2 separate regions of the Homo sapiens genome follow, and region 2 is linked to region 1. Evidence: read pairs that join two places in POLR2A ChIA-PET (ENCODE). Cell type or tissue: IMR-90. All regions are shown on one strand. Links, peaks and the distances in the headings refer to the core of each region. The heading gives the core; the rest is flanking DNA.

What was found. ChIA-PET counts read pairs that join two places held together with the same protein. Peaks named below come from ENCODE experiments on the same cell type or tissue, not always from the same donor. Only the 100,000 strongest peaks of a DNase experiment are listed, where the experiment ranks them.
Region 2: POLR2A ChIA-PET joins it to region 1 with 5 read pairs; 2 of 35 experiments call an interaction of 5 or more read pairs at or near these places.

Annotation. Positions count from the first base shown.
Region 1 is chr9:137,920,894-137,929,453 of GRCh38, reverse strand. The region is part of intron 6 of CACNA1B (calcium voltage-gated channel subunit alpha1 B); the gene reads right to left. Among named protein-coding and RNA genes, the nearest start is that of CACNA1B-AS1, 22 kb to the left of the region's middle. In IMR-90, for the core only: no CTCF peak of the experiment used is centred there; no DNase peak of the experiment used is centred there.
Region 2 is chr9:137,754,690-137,761,805 of GRCh38, reverse strand. EHMT1 (euchromatic histone lysine methyltransferase 1) reads right to left here. Exons shown (of 27, transcript NM_024757.5): 9 at 3,795-3,926. Among named protein-coding and RNA genes, the nearest start is that of MIR602, 80 kb to the left of the region's middle. RefSeq lists enhancers at 434-583, 2,574-2,743, 3,620-3,839, 3,512-4,013. In IMR-90, for the core only: no CTCF peak of the experiment used is centred there; a DNase peak (open chromatin) is centred at 3,945; H3K27ac peaks cover 624 bases.

The DNA of each region.
Region 1 (8,560 bases), core at 1,506-6,505:
TCTCCCGAGTAGCTGGAACTACAGGCACACACCACCATGCCTGGCTAACTTTTTAATGTTTTTGTAGAGACAGGGTCTTGCTATGGTGCCCAGGCTGGTCTCAAATTCTTGGGCTCAAGTGATCCTCCCACCTCAGCCTCCCAAAGTGCTGGGATTATAGGCATAAACCACCACTCCTGGCCTGATGGTTAAAATTTCAGACAGACAACAAATGCTGGTAAGGATGCAGAGAAACTGGAGCCCTTGTGCACTGCTGGTATAAATATAAAATGGTACTGCCACTATGGAAAACAGTTTGGTGGTTCCTCAAATGGTTAAACACAGAGTTCTATGATCCAGTAATTCCAATCCTAGGTCCATACCCAAGAGAAATGAAAACATATTCCTTGCAAAAACTTGTGCAAGAATGTTCATAGCAGCATTAGTCATAATTTTTAAAAGTGGAAATATCTAAATGTCCATCAACTCATGAAATATAAATAAAATATGCTATAAATACACAACAAAATCATACTTGACAAAAAAATACCAATACTTGCTTCATCGTGGATGTAAAAACACAAAAGGCCACCGATTGTATGATTCCATTTATATAAAATGTCTGGAATAGACAAATCTACAGAGACAGAAAGGTTAGTGCTTGCCAGAGGCTGTGGGAATAAGGAAATAGGGACTGATGGCTCATGGATACAGGGCTTCTTTTTTGGTTAATGAAAATGCTTAAAATTAGATAACAATGATGGCTGCACAACTTTTTGAACATACAAAAAACTCTGAACTGTAAACTGTAAACTTTAAAATGGTGAATTTTATGGTACACAGATTATATTGCAGCAAAAGTGTTATTTAAAAAAAAGATCTCCAAAAAGAAATTTCTAAGCCCAGAGAGTTTCACAGTAGAATCCTACCAAACGTTTTTAAAAGACATAACACATTTCTATACAATCTCTTCCAGAAAACAGAGGAGGAATAAATACTTCCTGATTTATTTTATGAAGCTTGTGTTACCTTGATACCAAAACCAGACAAAGGCAATACAAAAAAAGGAAAATCATAGGCCAGGCACGGTGGGGCTCACGCCTGTAATCCCAGCACTTTGGGAGGTTGAAGCAGGCAGATCACAAAGTCAAGAGATCGAGACCATCCAGGCCAACATGGTGAAACACTGTCTCTACTAAAATACAAAAAATTAGCCAGGCGTGGTGGTGGGTGCCTGTAGTCCCACCTACTTGGGAGGCTAAGGCAGGGGAATCCCTTGAACCTTGGAGGCGGAGATTGCAGTGAGCCAAGATCACAACACTGCACACCAGCCTGGTGACACAGCAAGACTCCGTCTCAACAACAACAACAAAAAAAGACAAGAAAATTACAGATCAAAATCCCTCATGAATATAAGTGTAAGACTCCTTAGTAAAAATGCTAACAAATACAATTCAGCAACACATAAAGAGAATTAGGTACCATGACCATGTGGGATTTATTCTGGGAATGCAAGGCTGGTTCAATATTCAAAAATCAATGTAATTCACCATATTAACAGACTAAAGAAGAAAACTCACATGATCATATCAGTGCAGAAAACACATGTGACAAAATTCAACACCCATTCAAAACAAAAACTCTCAGAAAAGTAAGAATAGAATAGAGTAGAACTGCCCCAACTTGATAAACAGCATCTACCTCAAAAGAAAAAACAACAACTCAACCGTACAGCTAACATTATACTTAATTGTGATAGATCAAATGCTTTTTCCTAAGATTGGGAGCATGGCAAATATGTCAGCTCTCGCCATTCTTACTCAACATAATGCTGAAGTTTCTAGCCAGTGCCATAAGGCTACGCACATAGATCGAGATACGCAGACCAAGGGGATAGAATACAGAGTCCCAAAATAAACTCTTGCATATATGGCCAAATGATTTTTGACAAGAGCGTCAAGACCATTTTATGGTAAAAGGACAGTCTTTTCAGCAAATCCGAGGTGGGCGGATCACCTGAGGTCGGGAGTTCAAGACCAGTCTGACCAACATGGAGAAACCCCGTCTCTACTAAAAATACAAAAATTAGACAGGCGTAATGGCAGATGCCTGTAATCCCAGCTACTCAGGAGGCTGAGGCAGGAGAATCACTTGAACCCAGGAGGCGGGTTCCATTGCACTCCAGCCTGGGCAACAAGAACAAAACTCTGTCTCAAAAAAAAAAAAAAAGAAGAAGAAAGCTGGATCCTTATCTAACACCATATACAAAAATTAAATAAAAAATGGATCAAAGACCTGAATGTGAGACCTAAAAAAAGTAAAACTCTTAAAAGAAAACATAGGTCAAAAGCTTCACAATATTAGATTTGACAGCGACTTCTTGGATATGACATCAAAGGTAAAGGCAACAAAAGAAAAAACAGACAAACTAGACTGCATGAAAATTTTAAAATGTTGTGCATCAAATGACACCATCAATTCAGTAAAAAGGGCACACATAGAATGGGAGAAAATCGTAAATCATATATCTGAAAAGGATTATACTCAGAATATACAGAGAATGCCTAAAACTCAACAACAACCAAAACAACAGATTCAAAAATGGGCAAGGAACTCCAACAGACATTTCTTCAAAGAAGACATGCAAATGGCCAATAAGTGCAAGAAAAAATGCTCAACATCACTAATCATTAAAGAAATGCAAATCAAAACTACAAGCAGATACCACCTCACATACATTAAAATGGCTACTATCAAAAACACAGAAATTAACAAGTATTGGTGAGGATGTGCAGAAATGGAAATGCATGTGTATTCCCACCAAAAGGTGGGAATGTCAAATGGTACAACTATTGTGCAAAACGATACAGCAGTTCCTCATGAACTTAAAAATGTAATTATCATATGATCCCTCAATTCCACTTCTGGGTATATACCCAAAAGAATTGAAAGCAAGGTCTCAAAGAGATATTTATACAACCATGTTCATGGCAGCACTCTTCGTAAGAGTTAAAACATGGAAGCAACCCAATGGTCCATTGACAGAGGAATGGATAAGCAAAATGTCATACAATGGAATATTACTCAGCCTTAAGAAGGAAGGAGGTGGCTGGGCGCAGTGGCTTACACCTGTAATCCCAGCACTTTGGGAGGCTGAGGCAGGTGGATCACGAGGTCAGGAGTTCAAGACCAGCCTGGCCAAGATAGTGAAACCCCATCTCTACTAAAAATACAAAAATTAGCTGGGCACTGTGGCAGGTGCCTGTAATCCCAGCTACTCGGGAGGCTGAGGCAGGAGAATCGCTTGAATCCAGGGGGCAGAGCTTGCAAGTGAGCCAAGATAGTGCCACTATACTCCAGCCTGGGCGACAGAGTGAGACTCCGTCTCAAAAAAAAAAAAAAAAAAGAAAGGAAAAAAGGAAGCCAGGTACAGTGGCTCACGCCTGTAATCCCAGCAATTTGGAAGGCCGAGGTGGGCGGATCATGAGGTCAGGAGATCAAGACCATCCTGGCCAACATGGCGAAATCCCGTCTCTACTAAAAAAAAAAAAAAAAAATGCAAAACTTAGCTGGGCATGGTGGCGCGTGCCTGTAGTCCCAGCTACTCCGGAGGCTGAGGTAGGAGAATGGCATGAACCTGGGAGGGGGAGCTTGCAGTGAGCCGAGATTGCACCACTGCACTCCAGCCTGGGCGACAGAGCAAGACTCCATCTCAAAAAAAAAAAAATGGTTACGATGGTAAATTTTATGTTATCGGTATTTTAGCACAATAAAAAAAAAAGCAGATCCAAAAGAAGAAATAAACTGTTTCTGTTTGCAAATTGTATGATTATCAACATAGAAGATCCCAAGGAATCTACAAAAAAATCTCCCAGAACTAATAAGGGAGTTGGTAAGGTTGAATGATCAAGATCAACATACAAAAGTCCATTGTATTTCTATATACTAGCAATGAACACATGGACACTGAAATTTAAAATACAATACCATTTTCTAATGGGAACAACATAGCAAAGGTTGCTGCCTAGGTGTTAGAACACCACACCCAAAACGTGGCCAGAGATAAGAACTTAGAGGCATCTCTCCCACCTAGCAGACTACACATTTCTGCTGCCTCCTTTAAACAGACCATTCAGGCATTCGCCCACAAATTTAAAGGGACCCACACCCTATTCCCTAGCATGGCCAGTTGCCTCCCCCTATACCTCTCTGACTCTTCATTACTGCCTCAGATAACCTGGGGAGGGAGGATGGCGCTCCCCACTCACGGTGCCCTCCCTGCCGATCTGTAGGTAATACATCGTTGAACTTATTTCCTGTTGTGGTGGTGACTGAATGTGTGCCTTCCATCTGAAGAACCAGGGCTACCCTTGGCCAGGTTTTCCCTGGGGAACTAGGATGGGCTCCCAACACTGCAATGCTGGTCAGGCACAAACCAGACACGGGTCGGACAAGAGCCACAAGGATGTCTGCCAGTATAAACAAGCTTCCTGTATCAGGAACCCCCTGGTCACAGGCGGGACAACCAGGCACTGGCTGCCTGCCAAGTAATCCAAGTATCCCATGAAGGGTACACTGTCAACACCAAGGTCCGCTTCCTTTCATCCCCTGTGAGGGCAGGGTTGCTGGACACTCTAGTACTAGAACACCAGTTTCTCCAGGGGTGCTCAAAACACATTAGAATCATTCAAAGAAAATAAGAAAACATAATAGCTACAAATCTAACAAAATGTATATTGTATGCTGAAAACTACAAAATGCTAATGAAAGAAATCAAACATGATCTAAATATATGAAGAGAAATAACATGTTCTGATTGGACATGGAACATCCAACATAGTAATGATGTCAATTCTCCCAAACTGAATAACATGGAAAGAATCAGTCTAACCTGACTTCAAAACATATAGGTAACTACAATAAGCAAGACTACGTGGTATTGGCAGAGAGAAAGACACGTGGACCTGAAATAGACCCACATAAATATGTCCAGCTGATTTCTGGCAAAGGTACAAAGGCAATTCAATGGAGGAAATACAGCCTTTTCAACAAGGGGTGTTGGAGCTACAGGAAGGAAGGGAGGGAGGGAAGGAAGGAGGAGGGGAAAGAGGGAGGGAAGGAGGGAGGGAAGGAGGAAGGAAGGGAGGGAGGAAGGAAAGAAGGAAGGAAGGAAGGCAGGCAGGCAAAAACCTCACACTTTTATTAACCTAAAATAGATTGTAAACTTACATGTAAAATATAAAACAATACAACTTTTAGAAAAAAAAAAAGAAAATCTTCAGGATTCAGGACTAGGCAGAGTTCTTACAGTTGACACCAAAAGCCCAATCCACAAAAGGATAAATTGATAAACTGGACTCGATCAAATTTTAAAAACATTTGTTCCATGAAAGACCAGGTGAAAAGTATGAAAAGATAAGCTACTGACTAGGAGAAAATATTTGCAAACCATATATATGACAAAGAACCAGTTCCTAGAATATATAAAGAACAATTCAAACAGAACATGGGCAAAAGATGTGAAGAGACGTTTCACCAAAGATACACAGATGGCAAATAAGTCCAGAAAGATGCTCAACACCACTCACTGTTAGGACATGCGAATTAAAACCAGTGATGTGTCACTATACCCCTATCAGAATGGCTAAAATAAAAAAGTGTCACCACCAAACACTGGCCAGAATGCACAAAAACTGAACTATTCACACACCACTGGTGGAAATGTAAAAGAGTGTAGCCCTCTGGAAAAGCTTTGGTTTCTTAAAAAACTAAGCATGCAACTACTATACCTAGAAATTTGCACTCTTTGGCATTTATCCCAGAGAAATGAAAACTTATGTTTGCACAAAAATGTGTACAGCAACTCTATTCATAATAACCCCAAATTGGAAGCTTCCACAGGTGAACGGTTAAACAAGCCATGGTACAGCCATAGCACGGAATACTACCTGGCACCACGGAATACCACCTGGCACCAGGGAATACCACCTGGCACCACGGAATACTACCTGGCACCACGGAATACCACCTGGAGCCACGGAATACCACCTGGAGCCATGGAATACTACCTGGCACCACGGAATACCACCTGGTGCCACGGAATACCACCTGGAGCCACGGAATACTACCTGGCACCACGGAATACCACCTGGAGCCACGGAATACTACCTGGCACCATGGAATACCACCTGGCACCATGGAATACCACCTGGCACCACGGAATACCACCTGGCACCATGGAATACCACCTGGCACCACGGAATACCACCTGGCACCACGGAATACCACCTGGCACCACGGAATACTACCTGGCACCACAAATTGACACCTGGCACCACTCAATACTACCTGGCAGTAAAAGGAAACATGCTACCAACACCTGGGTGAACCTCCAGAGAATTTTGTTTGAGTGAAAGCAGCCAGTACCAAAAGGTTACATTTGGTGTGGTTTTGTCCACGTAACATTCTCAAAATGACTAAATTATAGATATGGCAAACAGATTAGTGGTTGCCGGGGATTAAGGAGGGGGCGAGGGCAGGAGAGATGCGGGTGTGACCACAAAAGGGCAGCAGGAGGGACCCCTGCAGGGATGGAGATGCTCTACGTCTTCACTGTGTCAACATCATTGATACTGATGTATCAACATCAATATCCTAACTGTGACCCTGACTATAGTTTTGCAGGTTGTCACCACTGGGAGAAAAGGGTAAAGGATGCATGAGCTATTTCTGTATTTCTCACTACTGCATGTGAATCTACAATTATCTTAAATTAAAAGTTTAATTTTTTAAAAGCCCATTCCCTTAACCCCTGTCTCCCTGCAGTTACTTCCCACTGCTCTGCTCCCTCCAAGAGTCATCTGCGGTTGCCACCCTGATTTCCTCACCTCCTCCTCCCTGTAACCCACGCATTCCAGGGCGTTGTCCCACCACTGAGACCGCCCTTGCCAAGTTTACCAACAACCTTCCTCTTATCAAACGCAACAGTCCGGGCTTCCCATCTTCCTTGACCTCCAGCAACATCTGGCCCAGCTGATCATGTTCTCCGAACGCTTTACTCTGCTCCCAGGATGCTGTGTGGTGTGGTGTTGATCATGTTCTCCGAACGCTTTACTCTGCTCCCAGGATGCTGTGTGATCGCGGTGCTGATCATGTTCTCCGAGCACTTTATTCTGCTCCCAGGATGCTGTGCGGTCGTGGTGCTGATCATGTTCTCCGAACGCTTTACTCTGCTCCCAGGATGCTTTGCGGTCGTGGTGCTGATCATGTTCTCCGAACGCTTTACTCTGCTCCCAGGATGCTGTGCGGTGTGGTGTTGATCATGTTCTCCGAGCACTTTACTCTGCTCCCAGGATGCTGTGTGATCGCGGTGCTGATCATGTTCTCCGAACGCTTTACTCTGCTCCCAGGATGCTGTGCGGTCGTGGTGCTGATCATGTTCTCCGAATGCTTTATTCTGCTCCCAGGATGCTGTGCGGTCGCGGTGCTGATCGTGTTCTCCGAACACTTTACTCTGCTCCCAGGATGCTGTGCGGTCGTGGTGCTGACCATGTTCTCCGAACGCTTTACTCTGCTCCCAGGATGCTGCGCGGCTGCAGTGCTGATCATGTTCTCCAAACACTTTACTCTGCTCCCAGGATGCTGTGCGGTCGTGGTGCTGATCGTGTTCTCCGAACGCTTTACTCTGCTCCCAGGACGCTGTGTGATCGCGGTACTGATCGTGTTCTCCGAACGCTTTACTCTGCTCCCAGGATGCTGTGCGGTCGTGGTGCTGATCGTGTTCTCCGAACGCTTTACTCTGCTCCCAGGATGCTGTGCGGTCGTGGTGCTGATCAGGTTCTCCGAACGCTTTACTCTGCTCCCAGGATGCTGTGCGGTCGTGGTGTTGATCATGTTCTCCGAACGCTTTACTCTGCTCCCAGGATGCTGTGCGGTCACGGTGCTGATGGTGTTCTCCGAACGCTTTACTCTGCTCCCAGGATGCTGCGCGGCTGCAGTGCTGATCATGTTCTCCGAACACTTTACTCTGCTCCCAGGATGCTGTGCGGTCGTGGTGCTGACCATGTTCTCCGAACGCTTTACTCTGCTCCCAGGATGCTGCGCGGCCGTGGTGCTGACCATGTTCTCCGAACGCTTTACTCTGCTCCCAGGATGCTGCGCGGCCGTGGTGCTGACCATGTTCTCCGAACGCTTTACTCTGCTCCCGGGATGCTGTGTGGTCGTGGTGTTTTTCCTGCCCCCTTAAAAGCTCCAGCCCCATCTCTTTCGTGGCTCCTGCTTTCCTACTGGACCTCTGAGTGCTGGAATTCTCCCCAGTATCAGCCTTGGGCCTTCTTTTCTCCATCTGCACTTATTACCCAGGTGATCTCATCCTCTCACATAGTTTTAAACACTGTCCATGAGTCAAGTACTTCAAATGCTCATCAGCCTGCTGTTCCCTCTGAATTCCCTCTCAAACACCCACCTACACACCCAAGATCTCCACTTGTATGAAAATAGTTATCTAAAGTTTTGCAGAGCCAAAACAGAATCCTGGAGTTCCGCCACCACCCTCTGCTATAACAAAACTAAGTAAATTCGT
Region 2 (7,116 bases), core at 2,019-7,018, 170 kb after region 1:
GTCTCAAATACTCACTATTACCTCTCTTAATTAAAAATAATTAACTCTTGGCTGGGCGCGGTGGCTCACGCCTGTAATCCCAGCACTTTGGGAGGCCAAGGCGGGCAGATCACGAGGTCAGGAGATCGAGACCCTCCTGGACAACATGGTGAAACCCCGTCTCTACTAAAAAAAAAAATACAAAAATTAGCTGGGCATGGGGCACATGCCTGTAATCCCAGCTACTCAGGAGGCTGAGGCAGGAGAATCACTTGAACCAGGGAGTCGGAGGTTGTAGTGAGCTGAGATTGTGCCACTGCACTCCAGTCTGGCAACAGAGTGAGACTCCGTCTCAAAAAAAAACATTAACTCTTGTTTTCACATCTAAAAATATAGTGTTAAAGTAAATTAAAATGGAGACCAAGACTAAAGAATCCTTGAACAGACAAAGCCAGTTGAGCCAAGGAGGCCATCTTGACCTTGCTTGATTTGAAAACAAAGGATATCTTGGGCTACTTTTGGCAAATGCCTATAGTAAAGAAAAATAAAACTTAAGCTCTACCATTCAGAAGCAGCCAACCAATCTCTAGAACTAGGGACTTTCCAGCAGGGACAGAACAAACGAGGAAACTGCGTCATGAACCAGTGGGGTGTTTTCCTGGCTTTACTCCCACGTTCACCCTAAAAATCCTTCCCCTCGTGTTTCCTCAGTGCAGCTCCCAACGTGCTTCTGGTTTGGAGCTGCCTCGTTCATGAATCGCTGCTCAAGGAAACCCTTTAAAAGCTGCACTGTGCCTTAGTGCATCTTTTTATTTTTTCTGAGCCAGAGTCTCGCTCTGTCGCCCAGGCTGGAGTGCAGTGGTGCGATCTCAGCTCACTGCAAGCTCTGCCCCCAGGTTCAAGCCATTCTCCCGCCTCAGCCTCCCAAGTAGCTGGGACTACAGGCGCCCGCCACCACGCCTGGCTAATTTTTTGTATTTCAGTAGAGACGGGGTTTCACTGTGTTAGCCAGGATGGTCTCGATCTCCTGACCTTGTGATCTGCCCACCTCGGCCTCCCAAAGTGCTGGGATTACAGGCCTGAGCCGCCCTGCCAGCCTCTTAGTGCATCTTTTACCAACACCCATGCTGAGTCACCACAGCCGCTTCTGTCTGTCTCTAGCCCATTTGGAATCTGATATTGGTCACGGCCAGGAGAGAATCCAAATCTGTGCAAAGAGCCAAAAAGCACGTGAACGGTCCACGCTGCCGTCAAGGACTCTGTGCAGGAGGCACTTCCTAATCATGTGCTGCCCGAGGTCCCAGCCTCGCCTCTGGATCACCCAAACCCCTAAAGACCAGGAAAACGATGAAGTGAAACTTGAATTCAAATCACTACAAGTTTAAAGCTGGGGGGGTCTCTGAGATGATCCTGCTCAGCAACCTGATTTTTAAAAGGAGAAAACACACACAAACCCCACAACGCTGTGAGATAACTGTCCTACCACAGCACTGGCCAACAGCAGCCAAGAGGCTGCAGTGAGATAGGTAAGAACCCAGGGCCTACACGCTTGGATAACAATGCAGTGGCTCAGACACCTCCGTGGAGGTGGAGTGTTTCTGTTCCCACAGTGGAACTACCAGGGACATCAAACGAACTGACTGAAGCAAGCCTCAAGCAATCAACCTCCGCCAAGCTCTGCCTCTCCCGCCCTAGCCCACGTTGCCATGGTTACCGACTCCTGGCCCCTCCCAGGCTCAGACCCTCTGCCTCCTGTTGCTGCTGGGTGACATCGCCATTCAGCCTCAATAAGGCAGGCCCAAGAGCAAGGCAACGGGGAAAGAGACGAATGCATACGGAGAGGACTTCTCATCTTCATATTCTCCTTGGCCCAAGGCTCAAGCCTGGACCCCCTGACCCACAACCAGCGGCATCACCTGCCCCCACTGACCCGCTCAGCACACTCCACAGGCCGATGGCGCCTGTCCCATCTGAAACACACACCACCCAGGTCTCCCAGAGCCCCAGACGCCATCCAGCGCCACTTGACCACTGCCTCCCTCTGGGGTCCCGGGCCACACGGCCAGCACCAGCACAGTGGGCGCACCGCCTGTCTCTTCTACACACTGATGATCTACATCAAGAGCATGACTGAACAGGCCAATCGCTGACTGACCAATCGGCGCTGATCAAACACAGGGAAATCAATTCTGGGAGGCAGTTTACAAAATGTCACACAAGCTGAGGAGCCTCTACTCCCTGCCATTTCTCCTCCGGCTTTGTGTTGGCTCTCGCCCTTTGGCCCTGATGCTCGGCACCATCCTTCCTTTAGAGCTACCTTCCCCCGACCTCACCAGAGACAGCAGGCGCACACTGACAGGTGGAACGGCCTTCATGTGCCAGCTCCCGGTCTCCTGCCACTCAGCATGCCCAAGGCCACCACAGCAGGAGTCGATTTGACAAAATGAAATACTATTTACTCCTTAAAACCAAGTAACTTCCTGAGACCTCCAAATCTAAAAGCAAGTTTAGAGAACTGAAACACCCAGTGTTATACTCGGAAAGCATGGGGTGACCATGCGAAGGACTTCGTGATGCTTGAGGGGGTTCTGCTCCATTTGGTGCAAGAAGAGGAAAAAATATCATCGTTTCCATGACGGACTAGGCTAAGATTTCTTTTGTTGTTGTTGCTGCTGTTGTTGTTTTTTGTTTTTTTTTTAATTGAGACGGAGTCTCGCTGTCGCCCAGGCTGGAGTGCAGTGGTGCCATCTCGGCTCATTGCAAGCTCTGCTTCCTGGGTTCACACCATTCTCCTGCCTCAGCCTCCCGAGTAGCTGGGACTATAGGCGCCCGCCACTACGCCCGGCTAATTTTTTGTATTTTTAGTAGAGACGGGGTTTCATCATGTCAGCCAGGATGGTCTCGATCTCCTGACCTCGTGATCTGCCCACCTCGGCCTCCCAAAGTGCTGGGATTACAGGTGTGAGCCACCGCGCCCAGCCGGACTAGCCTAAGATTTCTATCTTAAGCTAAAGATGTGATTTCCTAGGTGAATTACATAGGTGACTCAAACCTCCCTCAGTGTTCAAAACCCTAAAAAGCTAGCTATTTGTCATTTTTAAATGGCCCATTAAGCCCCCTGCAGTGGTCTGCAATGCCACACCAGTAAGATCTGTGGGGAATGTAAATAAGATTTGCATTTCCTCCACATCATGCTTCGAATAAATCTTCCCAAATAATCAAATAGGTATTAGCTACTTTTCACTCATATAAGGTTTCTAAGTTGCTTAAAAAGAGAAAAAACTGATAGAAAGTGTGAGAACGGACAACTTCTGGCACAACAACTCCCAACAGAAGCTGCTGATTCACCTGTGATTTAGAGGTACAAAAATACACTAAATACGAATATTCCATTACAGAACGTATGTCAGAACTCTCAGCTCAACACTGACCAGGGACATATTTCAGCCAATCAGAGACACCTTATTCAACAGTACGTCCCCGTGTGTCCTGAGATGCCACCAGGGAGGGCGTCTGGCCGTGGGCAATCCTCCACGGAGCACGCCTGACCCACGGAGGGAGATGACCGCCACGCTGGGCCATGCTTGGGCTTCGCCAGTTGACTCTTAGAGGGTTTCCGTAATGTCTCTTTCTTCACTTGAACACCGGGACACAGCAAACGCACCCCATCCTGTCTACACCTCAGCTGGAAGTGATGCAGTTAACCCGATCTTCTACTAGTGTCCACCAAGGGGCATCATGCTAATACAGAGGAAGGAGCCCAGAAGACAAAGGACCAAGATGGTGCCCGGTCTAAGTTACACCACCACATTCACCTTCTGCTTGTGAAGACAGAATTCCTTTGACTCGGAGATCCAGGGAGTCCAGAGAAACTTCCATGTACCCTGTGCTGTCTCCTGGTGCCGTCTGCTCAGCGCTTCCTGCAGATGACTTATACGACTCAGAACCTAGGTATGAAAGGCACACACATCAGACACCACGCACCCAGGCGGCCGCACCCACCCAGACGCACAGGGCAGCAAGGCTGGGGCCCCAGGAAATGGACTACTTCTAATTAATCCATTCAAAACCACAAGTTGAAACCCACTATGGTTTAGACCATTCCAGTTTCACTATCATTTTCTCTCCCGCATATTATTTTGCTAATTCCCCCTTTTAGACATAATATTCATGGGGGAGGAGAGAAGCTGTATAGACAAAAACAAAGGCACCAACATGTCAGCACATCTTTCTCTGTAACTACACCAACTACATAAAAGCTATCAAATGATCAAAGAAACAGATAAAAACATGGTAGTCATATGTTGTAGATTATTTTTAAATAAAACAGAAAAATCTAACTTGCAGATTTGAAAGATCAGATGTAAAGTAGCTAAAGAGATGGCCCAAGGTGCCATGTTGCAGGCAAATCTGTGTCAGAGAGAAAGCAATGACCTCCCGGGCGTCCTGGCTGAAATCCAGGGAGGCTCCCGGAAAGGATCAGTGTCGACTCCAGTAAACACGGGAGGCTCACGACACCCACAGAAGGTGCCAGGGAGCAGGGTGCTGTGAGAAGGACCGGTGTCCCCTGGCTGGCAGCGAGGGCAGTGGGGGGTGCAAACACTTCTGTGGGCTTCCCTGCCCTCAAGGACACACGAGTGGTGGCCAGGCCAGCCTGTCCACACTTCCCAGGAGGGCCGGAGAAAGATATATAAAATTGGGTGTTTGTAATCACAAGGGCATTCACTGAGGAGGCCTATGAAAGTGTGTACCTGTACCAGGTAATATCTAACTCCGGCCAAGGGCAGATGGTCACATTTCACAGCCAAGCTTCTAGGGACTAGTCACCAATCTTATTTCAATGACTGGAAATAAATGAACACTAGCACAGAGAGGTATGGTAACCAGTCTTTTCATTCAAGCCACATGCTCCACCTAGATCTTAGACAGACAGGAAAAGTCAACCACCTTTGAGAAATCACCATCATCAACTTGAAGAACAGGAGTACACTTTGTATAGTTTTAAACGAAAAGAAGATTTAAATAAAAAATTCATAAAGAAATAAAATTCAAACTCCTCTGTGAATATTTAAAAGCACACATTTTGCACATTACAGCCAAGATGACAAAGATGAAATCTCTACCCCAAAAACAACTTTTAGTCTTGGCTCTAAAATGCTTTTGTTGGCCAACAGTAAAAGCCACATCTGGTGTTATGATCTGAATCAATAAACTGAGGTGAAGAGAAACGTAACTGAAGCACCACATGCAGCTCCCGGGGGGCTCACACGTCCTCCACCCTCAAACGCCAGGAGCCTCCATGGTGACTGCCTCACGCCCCAGGTCTCCCGCAACCCTCTCTTTTCAGGGGATGACGCCTCCCCAACATCCAGTTAACAGAGGTACTCTACATTGGGGAATCTAGATTAGCCAAAATCACTGTGAATAAGAACAAAGTGCTGCCACTCGGTGACACTGGTATAAGGATAAACAAATAAATAAATGAAACAGACCAGAATGTCCAGGAACAGCCCACACACTGAATGTCAACAGGTGGAGAAAAATCAACTCAAGCAGCAGTGCCTATGGCAGCTGCACACCCACTGCCAAGAAGGGGCCTGCGCCACAGCTCACTCAAACATCAGTGCAAAATGAACCGACAGGCAAGCGCGGAGCCTGCAGATGCCAAGAAGAAAACAAGGGACAAAACCTCTGTGACCTGGGTCTGTCAAAGATTTCTTAGAGCACAAAAGCATGAACCCCCCAAGTAAAATAACTCGTAACTTGGACTTCAAGAAAACCTTAAAAACGTTTGCTCTTCTAAATACAGCATTAGGAAAATGAAAAGGCAGGTCAGAGACTAGGTACAAATACATGCAAAACATCCACCTGATAAAAGACTTGTCTCCAGAATATGTTAAAAACTCTTTTAACCCAATGAGAAGAAAAACAACCAGATTTTAAAAGTGAGCAAAAGATGTGAACAGACACGTTTCAAAAAAACTAAATGAAGGCTAAAATGTACAATCTCATTACTCATTAGGTAACAGCATTGAAACTACAGTAAAACACCACTGCACACCCACAGATCCACTGGAATTAAAAAGACTAACCCTAACAAGTGCTGGCGTGGACAGAGGGGAACTGGAATGCTTGTGTGTTGTCTGGACCTAAAACAGGACGAGTGCTTGGAAAACAGCTTGGCAGCTTCCTGAAGAGCTGAACACACGCCACTCTACTCAGCCATTCCACTCCCAGATACCTAACCAAGATCTAGGGAAGCACCTGTTCAAAAAAGATTTGCACACAAATGTTCACGGCCACTTAATTTCTAGCAGCCAAGGCTGGAAAGAGCCCAAAGCCCATGGACGGATGAATGGACAGATAAGACTGTGGGGCAGCCACACAATGGGACACTTCTCAGCAATGGACAGAAACAAACTCCTGGCCATTCGACAGCCTGGCAACTCAAAACAATTATACTCAGAGAAGCCAGATGAAAAACAACCACACAGTTCCATCTATATAAAATTCTACAGAACACTAACCAATACATGGAAACAGAGCAGACCAGGGGCTGCCTGGGAGCAGGGAAGGGAGGCAGGGAAGGGGCCAGGTTATCAAAGGGCAGGAGGGACCCGGGGTGACAGAGGAGCTCATGGCACTGATCATCTGACTGTGGTGATGGATTCAAGGTCATAAGCATGTTAAAACTTGTCAAATTGTGTAATTTATTTCTGTGCATTTTATTGGATGCCAGGTGCACCTCGGTTAAGCTGGAAACAAAAACGGCCCTTGGCACCCTAAACCTGCTGCATCCCTTCTGGGTTTGAGGAGATTTCCTTCCTACATTCACGTTGTGATTCACAAAGTTCCTCTGGAACAGGGGACTCTGACCGAGGCACAGGTGCCTCACTGAGGGGCCGCTTCCTGCACACAACGTGGGAGCTGCCCATGCAGGCCACAGGTTCCAGTCACCCATGCGGGCAGCAAATGATTCACCTCGGTTCAACATTCAACAATGAAGTTGGGGCCGGGCGCAGTGGCTCACACCTGTAATCCCAGCACTTTGGGAGGCCAAAACGGGCAGATCGCTTGAGCTCAGGAGTTCGAGACCAGCCTGGCCAACATAGCAAAACCCCATCTCTACCAAAAAAA